Linked DNA regions of Homo sapiens: region 2 is linked to region 1. The links are chromatin loops, found by intact Hi-C in ENCODE. Cell type or tissue: K562. All regions are shown on one strand. Each heading gives the region's core, and the rest is flanking DNA. Links, peaks and the distances in the headings are about the cores only.

Region 1 (9,897 bases), core at 1,309-9,308:
GAGCTCTCCGCACCTTAGCCCCCATCCTCCACGCTGACAACTCACCCGTGCAGTGTGGGCCCACCCTTCCTCACATGGTTGGTGTGAAAGTTAAGGGAGATAATTTAATGACAGTACTTTGTACACTATTAAAGACTGTGAAAAAGATGTCATTTGCACAGTAAGTATTTCTTGGCCTTGGCCATTTTTTTCATATCCTTTAGTGAAATCAACCAAATATTTGTTTATAATTTTATACTGCTTTCTTGTTCAAAAACTTTCAATGCCTTCCTTTAGTCTATTAAGCAGTCTCAGGCCAGGCATGATGGCTCACACCTGTAATCCCGGCACTTTGGGAGGCAGAGGCGGGCGGACCACCTGAGGTCAGGAGTTCAAGACCAACCTGGCCAACATGGTGAAACCCCGTCTCTTCTAAAAATACAAAAATTAGCTGGGCGTGGTGGCAGGCACCTGTAATCCCAGCTATTTGGGAGGCTGAGGCAGGAGAATCGCTTGAGGCAGAGGTTGCAGTTAGCTGAGATCACGCCATTGCACTACAGCCTGGGTGACAAGAGTAAAACTTGGTCTAAAAAAAAAAAAAAAAAAAGTCTCACCAGGGAACAAGCGTGTCCCTCCCCACCCCCAGGGACATTTGGCAATATCTGAAGACACTTTTGATGGTCATGACAAGGGGAGTTCTGCTAGATGGAGGCTGGGGATGCTGCTAAGCATCTATAATGCACAGGATGGCCCCACAGCAAAGAATTATCTGGCCCAAAATGTCACAAGTACTGAGATGGTGAAACTCTGCTACAAAGTGTCACTAATGGAATAAAATACCAAAGAGTATCTTCCTGTCGTTTTGGAATTTTGGCTAAAGCCCCAAGGTGAGGCCATGAGGTCCCCTCATGTTCTAAGGACTTATGAAGGTAGATGAGCTGGTTCTGTGACTTATTCCTCTTCTTGAGCCAATGTTCATAGAAGATTGGAATTTAAGGAGAGAAGTCCGTAGAATAAGGAGTATTTGGGGAGTAGAGTCATGGCTTTACCCTACCCCTTCAGGGTATACAGCGAGAGGGAGGGATCCCCATTCCCGTGGCAAATGAAGGGGGCAGAAAAGAGCCACTTATTGAGTGGGCGTGGGTACCTACACAATGGGGAGGCTGGCACCTGGCATCCTGGCTGATGCTTGCCTAGCAGCAGAAACCCACTGCCCCACCTTGCCACAGAGGGTGGGGAGGGAGAGCTGGGAGGGGCCTGAGCTACCGTGAGCATCGAGATGGATGTCTCTTCTTGATAGAGACCTCTGAGGACAGGGGCCCATTGTGAGGGTGTAAGTGGGGAAGGAAAGGGAGAGCACTGTATCCCACCGCTCCCCTCCCTGTACTTCGTTTGTCCAGGATATGGCATTTTCTGTGGGCCAAGTGAATTCCCTGGAAAAAAGTTGTGTTTAGAATATCCCGAAGGTACCAAACCAACAGAGTGGCCTCTCAAGGCAAGGGGACTCCCGCAGTAGGAGGCTGTGGGTTGAACTGCTGTGGGCAGGAACTAAGGGGTCAAGCAGAGCATTCGCTGCCCATACCTATTAGCTCGCAGCACAGAGTTCCCCATGGGGCCTCCTGAAAGCTCACCATGTGCACTAAGAAGACCCACCTGTTGATACTTGCCACATGGAAGGCATCAACAGCACCACGTACTTAAGAGCACTTCTCTCTCTTCTCATCCTTTCTCCAGGGCCCAATTCCCTGGTAGAGAGTGAAGGAAGACCCAAAAAAGGAAGGAGGGGGAAGAAGGTAGAGGCAGAGAGAAAGAATTGACCACTAAGTTTGGTTAAGACCAGACTTTATAACTACTGAAATGAGATATTCTGGGCTTTGCCTGAAGTACTGTTAATAGGCAAGGAGTGGGAACAGCAGAGAGTTGGTTTGAAGACTGGCTGGAAAAGCATAAAGCTTTTCTGTTTGCATTTCATTGACTGTAGAGGCTTTGCAATACCAGCTGCACTTGTAAAAACCCAGGCCCCAGGCATGCACCAGCTTGACTTTGCCTTCTTTGGTTACCAGTCTCTCAGACTTAGCAACATCATTTTCACTTCTGCCTCTGGAATAGCCTACATGGCTTGTCTGAGTCCATCTGCCCAAAGCATCAGCTGTTATGATTTAGTTCTGCCTCTGAGATAAGCCCCAGCTTTTTATCAGGGCAATTAAGGCTGTCCATGGCTAGGCCCCAAAGAAAAAGTTCCCAGCTCTCTCCTTCTGTACATCACACACACCTCCAGCTGATTTAGCTATTTCTCAAATGACCTGCTGTCTACGTCTTTGCTCAGACATTCCTCTCTGCCTGGCATGACTCCTTCACCAGCTGTAGCTACCTGAGTCCTACTCATCCTTTAAGACCAGTTCAAAGGCCACATCTCTGTGAAGCTCCTCCTGATCTCTCCATCTTTGTAACATTATCATTATTCTGTGTCTCCACTGGGAACCCATTCAGCACTGCACGTTGCATTATTGACTCGTTGTATACGCTATCAACTTTACTTGTAAACTCCTTGAGAGCAGGAGATCATGTCTGATTCAACTGCATATCCACAACATCTTTGAATGGAGTGCCCAGCCCAAAGTTGGCATTCAACACATGTTAGTGCAATTGGCACCTCTGGTTTCATTCCCAGTACACGGCAGCCCACTGAAAGTGGTGTGTTCCCATAGCAAGCCCAGGAGCCTCCCCACTGGAGCCCTGAGCCAGAAAACCTGTCCTGGGTAGGATGTTAAGATAAGGTATGAGGTCTCCATTGACTGCCAAGTTACCCTTCATGGGCACAGTGGGCAATGGCCCAAGAACTTGAGGCATGTTCTTTGCGTTCAGGGAACTTACAATGGAAAAAAGCAGAAAGCACAAGGATCAAGGTATCCTAAGCAACAATACACCTACAGCACTTTGAAGTTCACAAAGCACACACGAAGATCTGTGGTGGTAATCTGGCCTTGGAGAAGAAGGCAGGGGAGCTGTTGAGGACTCCATGTTAAAGATGAGAAACTGAGACTCTAGAGATTCAATGACTTGTCTTGGGACACACATGGTGGTAGCATGAGGAACTCAACTACTCTCACGGCAGATGCAGAGCCAGTGCCACTCAACTCCAAGACCTCTGGGCCTATATCCTCAGTGATTTTTTTTTTTTTGAGATGGAGTCTTACTGTGTAGCCCAGGCTGGAGTGCAGTGGCACGATCTCAGCTCACTGCTACCTCCACCTCCTGGGTTCAAGCAATTTTCCTGCCTCAGTCTCCTAAGTAGCTGGGATTACAGGTGTGTGCCACCATGCCCGCTAATTTTTGTATTTTCAGTAAAGATGGGGTTTCACTGGGCAGGGGAGCTGTTGAGGTCTCCATGTTAAAGATGAGAAACTGAGACTCTAGAGATTCAATGGCTTGTCTTGGGACACACACGGTGGTAGCCTGGGGAACTCAGCTACTCTCATGGCAGATGCAGAGCCAGTGCCACTCAACTTCAAGACCTTTGGGCCTATATCCTTGTGAACTTTTTTTTTTTTTTTTTTTTGAGATGGAGTCTCAGCCGAGGTTGGAGTGCAATGGTGCAATCTCGGCTCACTGCTACCTCCGTCTCCTGGGTTCAAGCAATTCTCCTGCCTCAGCCTCCCGAGTAGCTGGGATTACAGGTGTGTGCCACCATGCCCGGCCCTCAGTGAACTTTTTATATTCTGTGCCCATGAAATATTTGTAGGTTGAGGGATTGGTATATATGAAGAACAAACATAAAATAATAAGGGATGGTGTTTTTTAATAAATGTGGAACTTGGATAAACAAACCAACATTTAGCTAACATCTCCTTCAGGAGTTTTACTACAGTGATATTTTCCTTGGATAGTTCCCTTTTACATTTGTCTTCAGAGCTGGTTTAAGGCCACCTAAGATACATGATCTCATGATTCTATAGTAAAGACTTATTAAATAACAACAACTATAACATATCTCCTGGTCCAGGTTCATGTAACATGCCCATCAATCCGGAACCCAGCATACACCAGGGCCCAGGCTGGCACATTCATATTCTCAGCTTTATTTCCTACATTGCTCAAGAGATTTGGAGCTGAATGGCATTTGATCATTTTTAAAAACCAAATCTACCCTCTATGAATGAAAATTTGCCACCACTTCTGTAACTCAAAAAAACTGACTCAGGCTCTGGAAGAACTGGGTCTTGGAGCCAAACGATCTCAAGGCTTCAGGCAATAAATCAACAATGCCTTTCCACTAGGAGAAAGCTTGGGGCGGCAGCTACACGATTAATTAAGGAGTTACTGGGAGGGGCTAAGTGCGGAGTGGAATGGAAGGCACAAACCCCTTTTCTCCGAAGGCAGGCAGGGAAGGCAGATTTGAATAAGAGGTTTGTTAGTTTATGAAGAGAACTGGAGACCCAAACTCTTTCCCAGCCAGGAAGAGCAGCTTTCACCCTCCTCTACAGAAAACTCCATGGAAATGTCTCCCGTGACAGTGCTGGCGCACACAACCATCTCTGACCACAGACCACAGACCACAGACCACAGAGGAACTGGCCCCGCCCAGCCTCCCCAGGGGAGGCATCTTGGGTTGTGCAGCTGCGAGGGACTCTTGCAACCTGCCCCTCCCGGCTGCACACTTTGTGCGGGAAGATTGTTAGGCATGGGCGCCCTCTGCTGTCCGCTCAGGGGCATCACATCCCGGAGAAAGCCGCTTCCAGGAGGACTGAGAGGGAAGGGACTTTAAAAATTGAAAACAAAAAGAGTAGTTTGAGAAATGAACTTCAAATAGACTCAGAGGAAAGGGTGCCCTTAGCCAGATACTCACTCAATGGAGTGTTTACTTCAGACTCGGGAAATGGGCTTAGAAGAGGAATCTCAAGGGGGAATGGTTGGAGCATCCCATAGAGAATGCATGAAAAGGAGTCAGGTTCAGGCTGGGAAAGAACAACCTCCTCCTCACCTGTCAGCCACCCCACTAGCTAAAGGGGACACAGGTATGTAACTGCCAATTCACCGGCATCACATACAAAGCCGAAGGCTAATGCCACATCAGGACTGGTTCTTCAAAGCGGGTGACCACTCTGTACAACAATATTGTTCCCACAGCAACATGACAGTCAGACCTCTTTCCCACAGGTAGAATTTGAGATATTTGAGAATGGCTAAATGCGAGCTTTTAATGGGGAGATGTTTTAGGGAAATTTTCTGTTGTTCTTTTCCTGGTTGTCATGCAGAGTACAAAAGTGCCAGATCAGCCCTTCCCAAATTTGCAGAGCCAGATGTGGGTGTTCACAGCAAGCTGAAGTTGCAATGCCCTTAGGAGGAGCAATGCTGATGGCAGGTGGCCCAGTGGAAGGAGCAGGGGACAGGGAGTTAGAGGGCAGGTGAGTTGTCTGACCTAGGCATGTCTCTAAACCTCTCAGGCCTTCAGCTTTCTCTTCCGTAAAATCAAAGATTCTAACCAGATAATCTCTAAAGTTCCTTCTACCTCATCAAATCAATAATGTCTTTTAGAGATAGATTGACATTCTACTTCATTACCTTACATGAAAGCAGGAGCTCACCCTAAGCTCTGGGCACTGGTTTCAGAGAGAACGCTGAAAAAGTCCTATTCCTTAGAAAGCCCAGGATCTGAAGGATAAAACACACAGATTAAAAAATTATTAAATAATTATGAGTTGAACACCTGCTATGGGTTTAGTGTGCTGTTAAAGGATAGATTTATAAGCCTGGGCAAGATAGCAATACCCCATCTCTACAAAAAATACAAAAAACAAAATTAGCCAGGTATGGTGGTGCACACCTGTATTCTCAGCTACTCGGGAGGTTGAGGTGAGAGGATCTCTTGAGCCCAGGAGGTCAAGGCTGCAGTGAGCCGTGATTGCTCCATTGCACTCCATTCTGGGTGACAGAGTGAGACCCTGTTTCAAAAAATATATATATATAGATTTATAAAGATGGTTTCTAATCCCAGGTGAGCAGAATTGAGTTTATCTATCTCAGTTGATGGCAAAACAGACCATCCAATTTACCTCTTTTGTTTATTCTTCTCCTGTCATCTGCTATCTCAGATCCAAATCTTCCCCAAAGATTCCAAGTTCCTATTTTTTTTCTAGTGGGTCCTTGAAAATCCACCTTCCAAAGGTTTATTTCTATACATGACATCCATGGAAATTATATGGTATTATTTTGTTGTTTTAAAACTGTATACGAATGACTTTTTTGGTATCAGTTTCATTTTATCCATTCTTCTTTGTTTCTCTCATTACTGTGCTTTGCCATCCATCAGCGATGCTCTGTGTAACTCTGGCCAGTTCCTTTTAATTGCTGCACAGTGTTTCAGTAAACACGTAGATGGCTGACAGCTCTTTACCATGACAGGCATTCTTGCATACGTCTCCTTGCTTACCTGTATGGGAGTGTCTCTGGGGTGTATACCCAGGAGTAGGAATTGCCTAATTGCAGAGTATCCACATACCCAGTTTCACTGTACTTTCCTACTGTTTTCCAAACATTTGCACCTATATATATATATAGTATATACTCCCACCAGTGCATAAGGGTCTCATTTCCACACATCCTTCTTAGCATTTGTTATAGTTCAAATTTCTAATTTTGTCAGTGTGCTTCATACAAAGTCTTTCTCTGATTTGTCTTTCTCTTATTACTAGAAAGGTTGGGATCTTCTCTTTCCTTATTAGCCATTCAGATTTCTTATGTGTGTTCTATTGCTTATCTTAAAAGAATTACAATTTAGGCCTGGCCTAGAAGGGGCAAGTGCTTACTATATATTGCAATGGACTGAATGTTTATGTCCCTCCTCCCCATTTCAAATGTTGAAATCTTAACCCCTAAGGCAATGGGTGAGGTGGGGCTTTTGATAGGTGATCATGGGGGCAGAGAATGGGATTAGTGCCCTTATAAAAGAGACTCAAGAGAGATCCCTTGGTCCTTCCACCACATGAGGACACAATCAGAAGTTGGCCATCTATGAGCCAGGAAGTGGGCCCTTATCAGAAACCAGACTTGCTAGTCCTTTGATCTTGGACTTCCCAGTCTCCAGAACTATGAGAAATTTCTGCTGTTTTATAACAGAAATGTTACAAGTAGTTTCTCCCAATCTAATACCATCTGTTCACTCCAGCAGAATCTTTAATTTTGGTGTGGTCAAATCCATCCGTTTCTCACTTTATGGTTTGCAATTTTGGGGTCTTGTTGGAGGAATCTCCTTCGTCCAAAGGTCCCAGAATCATTTTCTCATTAACCTAACAACAGACTCAAGGAGCCAGGTGGGGATCAAAGTATTTGCTTTGTAAGAGACCGATCTTGAATGGAGAACATGACAGGCTTTTCTACCCTCTTCCCTTCCTGAATTACAGATGTCCAAGTCCACAGTGCAGGGCTGACCTGACTTACCTATGCTTTCCCAGGTGGAGAAGCTGAAGAATGGGGACCTTCTGTGGTGAGAGTGCCCCTGTTCAGGGATTCATCCCATGGGTCCTGGAAGCATGTGGCTCACTGAACTTCAACACATGCAGGTCCAGGCAACAGGTCAAGATTTTACCCCTCCACCTTGCCCAAGGCAGAAACATGGCTGAACAAATGGCTGCTTTTCTTAATCTCACCAATCTGACTAGTTACCTCTCTCCTATGAAGAGGAGCAAGTGACAGTGCGGACAGGGAAGCCAAAGGATTTCATCAAGGACTTTTATGTCCAGTAGAAAAGCAGGAGCCCTTCATCTTTGGGCTAAAATGAGTATGTGAGATTAGGAAGAGTAGAAAGTTCCTTTCTCTAGCTAATCTTAGTATCTTTATATTACAATTGAAGAGGAGTCTCAGAGAGGCCGAGTCACTTGCCCATGGTCCCACAACAAGTAGTAAAGCTGAAAGTCAAAATTAATCTCTAAAGTGAGACAGACTCTAACTTTTAACCACAAACTCTTAATTTCTCCTTTGTCACCAAAAACCTAAGTATAGACTGTGATTCCCCTATACACTATTTCCTCCAAATCATAGATGCTCAGGATGTTGCAACTTCAGCGGCCCCTTCTTACTTCTGCCTGATCTCACTGTAGAGGTCCTAGAGACCCAGAGGGCAAAGGGACTTGTCCAAAGCTGCCAGCAAAGTAGAAGCAGAAAAAATACATGTTTTCCAAACATCATGAAGAGTTCTGCCTCACTGCTGGATGCTTTTAGCCTTGAGCTTCTTTTTTGAAGAGGACTAATGGAAATAATACAGGTCCAATTCAATCTGGTTTAAGAAAAAAGTCTCACAAAACTGAAAGTCTTAGGACAGGACCAGCTGCAGGTACAGAGGGCCCAGGCACTCGGATAATGCCTTCAGGACTCTTGCTATCTCTGGGGTCTGTATTTCTCTCTGTTAGAGTCATTCTTGGTAAGCTTGACAAAAAGTGACTTCCAGGAACTCTAAGTTGGCATTCTTGTGGGCCAGTGACCCTAGCCAAAGGAGGAGAGATCTTCTCTTTGCCCACGTTCCAGCAGAAATCCCGGAGCAGATATTCACAAGCTCTACTTTGTTGGAATTAGGTCCCAGATACACCTGTGAGAATGGTGGGAGGGATAGCAACATCTGAATCACATGGGCTGAACCTGGGAAGGAGTGGTTTCCAAAAATGAAAACTGAGGTGTGCTCACCAGAATTGGGAATGGATCCAGAAAGGCAAAAACCTAGATGTCAACACAACTGACAGATTCAACATGCAGCCATGTCTGTGTATTTCTCTATTACTACCATTGCTCTACTACCAGGCAACCTACATTGCCTGCACATGGTACTCCAGACATTGGGCCAAGCATTTCATATGTATTGCCTTATTTTATCCTCAGTGCACTTCTATGAAGTGGCTACTATCATGATCCCCATTTTAATGGAGAGGATATCAACGCTTAGGGAGGTTTTATTACTAATTGTGTCACATAGCTAGTCATGGGCAGAATCCAAACTCGAATCCATGAATGCCTTAATTTAAATCCCATACTTTTAGCCACTGTATTCTATTGCAAACAAAACAGTTAATTCTAGGAAAAGAGGACAGTCTTTATTCTGCAGATAATATAAGTCCTTCTCCTCCTGCCCTCCTTCCCCATCGGCAACCAAATTGTAGAACAGAAAGCACAAATCCATACCATCATTGCTTCTGATTTCTTCTTTGAGATTCTGGATTTCCACTGTATCCACAGACACTTCCTTTCTTGGATAAAGCTGACCACCCACACAAGAGAACCGATGCTATAAGGTGACAGCTGCTTTGGGGTTGTCCATAGCCAGAGATACACATTATTTGTTTTTCAGTTGAAAAAGGATATTCTCCCCCAAATTGCCTGAATCCAAACTGGCTAAACCACTTTTGTTCAAACTTTCCAAGCAATTTCATCCTTGGGGTGGAAACAGAGCATGAAATGATTTGGAGCAAGAGGACAATTTTTGGGCAATTTTAAGTGAGTGAAAACAGGAGGTTATAATGGAAGTTGTCTTTCAACCCTTAACTCCAGCATTTTGTAACCAAGAATTCTGTCTCTCAGGTTTGGCTGGTGGGAACGTAATGCTGAGCAGTTGTCTGGAGCTGCTTCTAGATATTCAATAATTAGAAACAGCAACGCTGACTCAGAAGCCTATCAGCTGGCTTTCAGAGTGCCACTTCACAGAAGAAAAAAGGAAAAAAAAGTTACAAACTTCTTAACAATTGAACAAAAATCAATAAATATGTCATATACATTTTAATAGTGATTTGTACTTCTCCTTTAAAATTGCATTGTCAAATGTCTAATATAAATAAGTCCTATATGAGGAATGAATTGGAAGAAAAGTTGAAAATTTTTCAGTAATGACGGGAGGGCAAAATCTCTTATTTGGGGCCATGTGGTCAATGGAAGGAG
Region 2 (9,897 bases), core at 1,365-9,364, 1.0 Mb before region 1:
AAGAGGACACACACAAAAATATGGAAATATATTCCATGTTCATGGATTGGAAGAATCAGTGTTGTTAAAACGATCACACTACCCAAAGCAATCTACAGATTCAATGCAGTCTCTATCAAAATACTAATAACAATCTTCACAGAAATAGAAAAAACAATCCTAAAATTTAAATGGAACCACAAAAGACCCAGAATAGCCAAAGCAATTCTGAGCAAGAACAACAAAACTGGAGAAATCATATTACCTGACATTAAGTGATACTACAGAGCTACAGTAACCAAAACAGCATGGTACTGGCATAATTGACACATAGACCAATGGATCAGAATAGACAACCGAGAAATAAATCCATACAGCCCTAGTGAACTCATTTTTGAAAAAGGTTCCAAGAACATATATTGGGAAAGGGCAACCTGTTCAATAAATGGTGCTGGGAAAACTGGATACCCATATGCAGAAGAATGAAGTTAGACCCCCTGCTATCTCTCACCATATACAAAAATCAAATTACAATGCATCAAATACTTAAGTCGAATACCTCAAACTATGAAACTACTACAAGAAAACACTGAGGAAACTCTCTAGGACATTGGACTGAGCAAAGATTTCTTGAATAAACCCCACAAGCACAGACAACCAAAGCAAAAATGGACAAATGGGATCACATTAAGTTAAAAAGCTTCTTCACAGCAAAGAAAACAATTAACAAAGTGAAGAAACAACCCACAAATGGGAGAAAATATTTTCAAAAGACTTCATATGACAAGCGATTAATAACTAGCATACATAAGGAATTCAAACAACTCTATAGGAAAAAACCCAATAATCCAATCCAAAATGAGCAAAAGATCTGAACAGACATTTATCAAAAGAAGATATAGAAGTGATAAATAGATATATGAAAAGGTGCCCAATATTGTTGATCATCAGAGAAATGCAAATCAAAACTACAATGAGATATCATCTTACCCCAATTAAAATGGCTTTTATCCAAAAGACAGGCAATAATGAATGCTGGTGAGGATGTTGAGAAAAGGGAATACTGTTGGTGGGAATGTAAATTAGTACAACCATTATGGAGAACAGTTTGGAGGTTCCCCAAAAAATTCAAAATACAGCTATTATATAATCTAGCAAACCCACTGGTGGGCATATACCCAAAAGAAAGGAAATCAGTATGTTGATGAGGTTATCTGCACTGCTATTGCAGTGAAGAGATTATTGCAATACTATTCAAAATAGCCAAATTTTGGAACAACCTAAATGTCCATCAACAGACGAATGGATAAAGAAATGTGGTACATTTACATAGTTGAGTACTCTTCAGCCATAAAAAACAGTGAGATTCTGTCATTTGCAACAACATGGGTGGAACTGGAGGTTATTATGTTAAGTGAAATAAGTCAGGCACAGAAAGGCAAACTTTGCATGTTCTCACTTATTTGTGAGAGCTAAAAATTAAAACAATTGAACTCATAGAGATAGAGAGTAGAAGGATGGTTACCAGAGGCTGGGAAAGATAGTAGGGAATTGGGAGGAAGTGGGGATGGTTAATGGGTACTTATTATGTTCCTACTATATATACCTACTACCTACTATGTACCCACAGAAATTAAAAAGAAATTATTTAAACAAAAAAGAAACTGGAGTTAGAGAAAGCAGAAATCTTCAGATAGGGAGGAAAAATAGTAGTAGCCAGTTCTTGGTGGGACAATAGCTACGAATGTCTGACATAGGCTCCTGACAAGTAAAAACGGTAAAAAGGGGACAGTAAAAAAGGGAAAGAGGGTCTACCACAGTAGCAGTCATCTCCAAGGGACACCTTCTCTAGGTATTTCTCCCTTCCCCAACTCACATTCAAGCCTAGTATATAATTTGCCTCATCAACATGCTGTCATTGTCAACATCATCCACACTCTCAAGCTTCAAATGTCAATAAAAATAAATTGCTGCTCATAATTCAGCTTTGTTAACACATTTGGGAAACTGGGGAAAAGTTTTTAGCCTATTTGCATATGTCAATGACATCAGCCAAAATAAGTCTTGACTTGGTGCCCCAGGGGCTAGAGAGGGCCTAACAAATGTGAACAAATCACTGGGTTCAAACACAAATTCAAAATCTTCCCTTCAACTCTCTATTTCTTTTATCTGATTCTCCCTTCACCCCCACCAACCTCTTTGGCCTCTTCCTTTGGCAATGGTGATGATGATGATGATACTTAAGATAATTCAGCTCCTCCTTGCTTCTGCAAGGTATGAGCCTCCTAGAAGCCAAAGAAATATAGTTTGCTAGTTATGTATGTATAAGTGATATATTTTTAACTATTTATTAAAGCCTAAATATATGCATAAAAGTACACAAAGGTATAAAATTCAATGAATTTTTATAAAATAATCGTATCCATGTAACCAACACCCAGAACAAAAAGTAGAACATTACTAGCACACAGAAGTCAATACTTTGCCCAAAGGTTGCCAGTATTGCACTTCTAATAGCATAGATTAATTTTGTCAGATATGTCCTTTATAAAAATTAAATCCTACAGTATGTATGTTTTGTCTTATTTTTTCTCTCAATATTAAGTTTATGAGATTCATTCCTTTATGTAGTTATTGGTTATTCATTCTCATTACTGTATAGTATTTATTGTGTAATTATACCACAATGTGTTTACTCATTCCAACATCGATGGGTAGTTAGCCAATTTTCATTTTTTACATTGTCTATTATACATAGTGCTGCTATGGCTATTCTTAAATATTTTGGGTGAAAATATGTATGCAATTCTTTGGGTATATTCCTAAGGGTAGAACTGCTGGGTGTTTGGGAATGCACACGCCCAGCTTAAGTAGAATCCACCAGATTTCCAAAATGAATACGCTATATATACTGTTTCAAAATATATATTTTTTGAAACAGGGTCTTGCTGTCACCCAGGCTGCAGTGGCGTGATCATGGCTCAGTGCAGCCTTGAACTCCTGAACTCTGGTGATCCTCCTGCCTCATCCTCCCAAGTAGCTGGGACTACAGGCACGCACCACCTGGCTATTAATTTTTTTTTTTTTTTTTTGTAGAGCTAGGTCTGCTTATATTGCCTAGGCTGATTTCAGACTCCTGGCCTCAAACAATCTTCTTGCCTCAGCCTCCCAAAGTATTGGGATTACGGGCGTGAGCCACTGCACCTGGTCAAAATGAATATACTATTTTGTGTTAACACCAGCAGTATAGAGAGTTCCAGTTCCTCCGCATCCTCCCAACACTTGGCAACTCCCCTTTTAGCCTTTCCAGCAGGTATGTTTGGTTCAGGACTTTTGCCCACTTTTCTGTTGAGTTGACTGGGGTTTTTAATTATTAATGTGTAAGAGTTTTTTATATATTGTGATATGAGATCTTTGTCAAGTGCAAGTATTGTAAATATTTTCTCTCACCCTGTAGCCTGACTTTTCACTATCTTACTGGAGTCTTTTGACAAAATTAGAATTTTAAAAATACATTTAGAATACTTTCCTGCAACCTCACTAATGAGAGGATTAAGAAACCTCAATCTATTCTGCAGGGAAATACATTGGACTCTGCCTGGGTCAGCTGGTAGAAGTAAGGAGGTAATTCTTTGCCCTAGAATTAAGAAAGAATAGCTGATAATAATACCAACCATAAATGGATTGCCTACTATATGTCTAGAGATTATTATATATATTATATAATATCAAAGTTAAAACTTACAACCTTCCTATGACATAAAAGCATTATTATCAACCTCATTTTCAGATGAAGAAACTCTGGCATAGACAAGTAAAGCAGCCATTTCTAAATTTCTACTCTTGACCTTTACTATATACTTTCTTTTTGTCACCTCACACTAAAGTCAAAAATTCACAATATCTCCTGTTTAATAGGAACTTAGTCTAGCTAAATATGGCCTCCAGAGATTACATGCAATGAGCAGTCATTGCAGGCAGCCTGACCTTTAGAGGCAAGGAGGCTTCTGTCTCCACCTGAGGGCAAGGCCTCAAGAGGAGCTCAGGTGAAAACTATTGGCCACTCTCATTCCAAGCAGCTGGGAGAATGCATGCTTTAGTCCTATAGGAAAGAGCTGAGAAGTACGTATATGACTATATGGCATCCACTGTAGTCTATTCCTTGTACTGTCTGTATCTGCTTGCTCCATGTAATAAGTTCTGATAAAATCTCCTCCAGGATTTTGTTGGGCCTTTTTCTGGTAGGAACATATGATGGGAAGGTTAGTGGCATAAACTACAGTCCTTGCCATTGCAGTTGTGCTTCAGGCAACAATTGATATTATCTCCCTCTTCCATGCCTCCTAACCTCCATTCTAGAGTCCCTTCACTATTTGTACCTCTGCTAGTGAAGAAGCTTACATGGTATAGTGACTCAGACCTTCATCCTATTGCTGGTCCACCAGCAGGTGATGAAGCTCCAAAACCCCATATTAGAGTTTCTTGGGATGCTCCTGGTACCAGTTGCTTCAGGTTAACTTGCTCGAGAAGCAGGCTTTAGGATGGAGCTGTGTATGCAGGAAAAGTAAAGGAAGCATAATTGGCAAAGGGAGAAGTTGAAATAAAAATCAGTGTAACAAAGGCCTCAGCCAATCCTACCGGAAGCTCTGGAATTGGATGGCCTTCTATAGTTATCCCAAATGGGGAAAGGAGGCAAGCCTTCACATCTCCACATAAACCAATCATTGGATGTGGCCTGACCCCAAGATGGGGATGAGGTTTGAGGGAGGGGCAGTTCTCTTCATCTGAAAGCTATTGACCAACAACAATTCCAGTCCTAGGTGGGGGTATTCTGGGAAGATCACCATGGCATCCACTGCAAATATTTATGCCTTAGATCTGAGTTGCAATAATTCAGAAGAATAAATTTTGCATTTGAAATATTTGGGGTATTATTGGGCAAGGCAGACTTCTGGAAGGGATTTAGGTAACATGCTTCATACTACCAGATTTCATCAGTTATCATCATCAAGATAGATATCAACAATTTGGAAGATGAATTCCAATTTTATTATTACTTTATATATTATGAAAAAATAAAAATTGCCACCAATTAAATTATGATGCACCATATTATATGTAAGAGGTATCTCAATTTCAGAGATAGGAAAGTGTAAATAAAGCCCCCCTGGATCTTAGAATTGATATGTAGTAAGTTTTAACACCCCTCCTTGCCATACACACACACACACACACACACACACAGAAGAAAATGGTGTTTTTCGTGGTGTTAGTGAATGTTGCCAAAATGGAAGTAAAGTAGGGTAGATTTATTGGCAAGATCATCCTCAGTCCAGGTGTCCAGATAAAGTAAAAGTTGTTCACTGCTTTACTTCCCTACATCGTACCTATGTCATGGTATATGTAGGGTAGGGAGCACATCCCAGTGGATAAATGGCATTTGGCATTCACAGAAAAGAGGACCCAGGGAAGACGTCCAGACCAGAAGGGACTTACTAACCCACTCACTTACTCAGGAGTCCTTCTCAGCTCAGGACACATGTGCCTGGGGTTGGCCATTCTGTCTCTCTCATCCTTTAATCCTAAGACTATAATAAAGGGAAAGGGGCCCTCACTCTTTCCCTAACCCACCCCAACTTTTCCTTTGACAAGAAAGATGTAGAAACAGTGTTCAGGAGTGAGGATACTCACCACTATGCAAGGCACAGTTCATTCTCTCTCAGTCCACGCACACCTCAGGCTCTGCCTTCTCTGTCCCACCTACTCTGTGGCAAACAATTCTTCTCTCTTCAGTCATAGCAAAAACTCTTGACATGTTCCCTCCTTCGTGTAATGTTTTATGATGACCTGAATGAGAATCAATCTTCTTGGTCTCTTCCTTTCTAAACTCCCACAGAGGCCTCTTCACTCATGTTTCTCACTTTAAATGTACTTACATCTTTGCTTGAACAGCATTCAGACTTGGTTTAATTGCAGCATTTTTCTGGGATGTGGCTGTCAGCATATCCTTCACAGGCTGACACATGACCACAATGTCTCTCCCACATTTTCAGCAACACAGATAATGGACTTGGCGGTGAATGCTGATTAAAGTCATGGAGCCTCTTGCTAGCTTCTGTTGCTGCTGCTGATGCAGAGTCAGGATCTTAAATGTACATCAAGATCTCCCAGTTGATCCTACAAGGTCTATCCTGGACAAGGGTGCAGGGTTTTCCCAGCAGCCCTCTACAATGGGATGATTTGCTGCTCGGGGTTGCTCTGATTTTCTAAGATGCTGGGGGGAACTGGAAAGCATCAACATTTATCATGCACTAGAGGGTGCCAAAGTCCTGGGTAACTGAGTCCATCTAGGAAGAGTGTGTCTCACCTTGAAGCCCCAGGAAAGAGAAGCAGCGTCCAAATTTCTAAAGTTCTTAAAAAATGACGAGTTCATGTCCTTTGTAGGGACATGGATGAAGCTGGAAACCATCATTCTCAGCAAACTATCGCAAGGACAAAAAACCAAACACCACATGTTCTCACTCATAGGTGGGAATTGAACAATGAGAACACATGGACACAGGAAAGGGAACATCACATACCAGGGACTGTTGTGGGGTGTGGGGAGGGGGGAGGGATAGCATTAGGAGATATACCTAACTGCTAAATGACGAGTTAATGGGTGCAGCACACCAACATGGCACATGTATACATATGTAACAAACCTGCACGTTGTGCACATGTATCCTAAAACTTAAAGTATAATAATAATAAATTTAAAAAAAGAAAAAAAAGAAATTCAAATAACCAAAAAATAAAAAATAAATAAATAAGTAAAGTTCTGCAGCTGGACTGGGCATGAGGACATCTGCTGGAACACATGCCTGCATTATCAGAGAGACTATTCTAAAACATTCAGTAGATCAGGATCTATACCACTGCTGAAGGTTTTTCAAAGGCAACACCACTGTGATTGAAAAAATATATATTTTAACAGTAGTAATAGCTACCTATTTGCATACTATTTATTGTATGCCATACACTGTTGTAAGCACCTTATATACATTAGATCCTGTCAACAATGCTAAAACATTATCTTCAAGTTATAGATGAGAAAACTAAGGCAGAGCGCTTAAGAAATTTGCCCAAGATCACGTAGCTTGTAAGTGGCAGGACCAGGATTCAAATCCAGGAGTCCAGGTACAAGGCCTTCAACACTCTGCTTCACTCACATGTCAACACAAGTATCAGGCACTCTATAGCCACATTTCTTGTCAGAAGTAAACATAAATTTCCTCCAGCTTCCCTGGTTAGGCAACTACCACGTTCAGTACCCTTACTAGTAGAAAGTTCTTTCTTAACAGTCCCATGAATCCAGTTCCTCTTTTTTACTTCCACCCTAGATTTTTTTTTAATCTATCTATATATATTTTTGCACTCTAGACTTTTTGACCATATTATGGAGTATTTACTGACTGCCCAGCCTCAACAAATGGGGATTTTTTTTTTTTAAGATGAGGTTTCGCTATGGTGCTCAGGCTGGTCTCAAACTCCTTGGCTCAAGGGATCCTCCCACCTCAGCCTTCCAAAGTACTAGAATTACAGATGTAAGCCACCGTGCCCAGCCAATAAATGGCTTCTGACTGCCATGCTTCTAAACACAACTGATAAAATCTTTCTTGGATTCCAACAAGCTGTTGGCCACATTTGTTTAACTCCTATTCCAAAATAATGCTGAAAGTACCCAAGTGAAACGTGACAAACTAGGTCCAATGACTTGGCATTGCATTTGAACTAAATAATTTCACAAAACTCTGAGCTAATGTACATGTAATATTTTTAAAAGGAAGAATTTTTTTTCCTGTTTTTTTTTTATACTTTAAGTTCTAGGGTACATGTGCACAACGTACAGATTTGTTACATATGTATACATGTGCCATGTTGGTGTGCTGCACCTGTTAACTCGTCACTTACATTAGGTATGTCTCCTAATGCTATCCCTCCCCCTCCCCCCACCCCACAACAGGCCTTGGTGTGTGATGTTCCCCACCCTGTGTCCAAGTGTTCTTATTGTTGAGTTCCCACCTATGAGTGAGAACATGCAGTGCTTGGTTTTCTGTCCTTGTGATAGTTTGCTCAGAATGATGGTTTCTAGCTTCATCCATGTCCCTACAAAGGACATGAACTCATCATTTTTTATGGCTGCATAGTATTTCATGGTGTATATGTGCCACATTTTCTTAATCCAGTCTATCATTGTTGGACATTTGGGTTGGTTCCAAGTCTTTGCTATTGTGAATAGTGCCACAATAAATATACGTGTGCATGTGTCTTTATAGCTGCATGATTTATAATCCTTTGGGTATATGCCCAGTAATGGGATGGCTGGGTCAAATGGTATTTCTAGTTCTAGATCCTTGAGGAATCGCCACACTGTCTTCCATGATGGTTGAACTAGTTTACAGTCCCACAAACAGTGAAGAAGTGTTCCTATTTCTCCACATCCTCTCCAGCACCTGTTGTTTCCTGACTTTTTAATGATTGCCATTCTAACTGGTGTGAGATGGTATCTCATTGTGGTTTTGATTTGCATTTCTCTGATCACCAGTGATGATGAGCATTTTTTCATGTGTCTGTTGGCTGCATAAATGTCTTCTTTTGAGAAATGTCTGTTCATATCCTTTGCCCACTTGTTGATGGGGTTGTTTGATTTTTTCTTGTAAATTTGTTTAAGTTCTTGTAGATTCTGGATATTAGCCCTTTGTCAGATGGGTAGATTGTAAAAATTTTCTCCCATTCTGTAGGTTGCCTGTTCACCCTGATGGTAATTTCTTTTGATGTGCAGAAGCTCTTTAGTTTAATTAGATCCCATTTGTCAATTTTGGCTTTTGTTGCCATTGCTTTTGGTGTTTTAGTCATGAAGTCCTTGCCCATGCCTATGTCCTGAATGGTATTGCCTAGGTTTTCTTCTAGGGTTTTTATGGTTTTAGGTCTAACATTTAAGTCTTTAATCCATCTTGAATTAATTTTTCTATAAGGTGTAAGGAAGGGATCCAGTTTCAGCTTTCTACATATGGCTAGCCAGTTTTCCCAGCACCATTTATTAAATAGGGAATCCTTTCCCTGTTTCTTGTTTTTGTCATGTTTGTCAAAGATCAGATGGTTGTAGATATGTGGTATTATTTCTGAGGGCTCTGCTCTGTTCCATTGGTCTATATCTCTGTTTTGGTGCCAGTACCATGCTGTTTTCGTTACTGCAGCCTTGTAGTGTAGTTTGAAGTCAGGTAACATGATGCCTCCAGCTTCATTCTTTTGGCTTAGGGTTGTCTTGGCAATGTGGGCTCTTTTTTGGTTCCATATGAACTTTATAGTATTTTTTTCCAATTCTGTGAAGAAAGTCATTGGCAGCTTGATGGAGATGGCATTGAATCTATAAATTACCTTTGGCAGTATGGCCATTTTCACGATATTGATTCTTCCTATCCATGAGCATGGAATGTTCTTTAAAAGGAAGAATTTTGGAAGAACTGGACAACACAATGTTCTGAACAAAACAAAAAAAAAATTTGAGATGGAGTTTCACTCTTGTTGCCCAGGCTGGAGTGCAATGACACGATCTCCATTCACTGCAACCTCCACCTCCCAGGTTCAAGTGATTCTTCAGCCTCAGCCTCCCGAGAAGCAGGAATTACAGGTGCCCACCACCACACCTGGCACCCCGCTAATTTTTATATTTTTAGTAGAGATGGGGTTTCATCATGCTGGCCAGGCTGGCCCCGAACTCCTGACCTCAGGTCATCCACTTGCCTCGGCCTTCCAAAGTGCCGGGATTACAGGCATGCGCCACGGCCAGCCTGAAATTTTTTTCTTTATCAAAACATTAAATGTATTCTCTCCTGTCTTACATGATTGGCTGAAATTTCTTAAATGCACCCACAA

The links. Peaks named below come from ENCODE experiments on the same cell type or tissue, not always from the same donor. Only the 100,000 strongest peaks of a DNase experiment are listed, where the experiment ranks them.
Region 2: a loop joins it to region 1, with 10 times the contacts of the local background. A loop is called at or near these places in 2 of 110 quality-filtered maps.

The regions. Positions count from the first base shown.
Region 1 is chr1:165,387,845-165,397,741 of GRCh38, reverse strand. No RefSeq gene overlaps it. Among named protein-coding and RNA genes, the nearest start is that of LMX1A, 36 kb to the right of the region's middle. RefSeq lists an enhancer at 4,307-4,516 and a silencer at 4,627-4,676. In K562, for the core only: a CTCF peak has its summit at 4,665 (motif pointing left); a DNase peak (open chromatin) is centred at 4,611.
Region 2 is chr1:166,430,272-166,440,168 of GRCh38, reverse strand. No RefSeq gene overlaps it. Among named protein-coding and RNA genes, the nearest start is that of LINC01675, 55 kb to the left of the region's middle. In K562, for the core only: a CTCF peak has its summit at 6,301 (motif pointing right); a DNase peak (open chromatin) is centred at 6,298.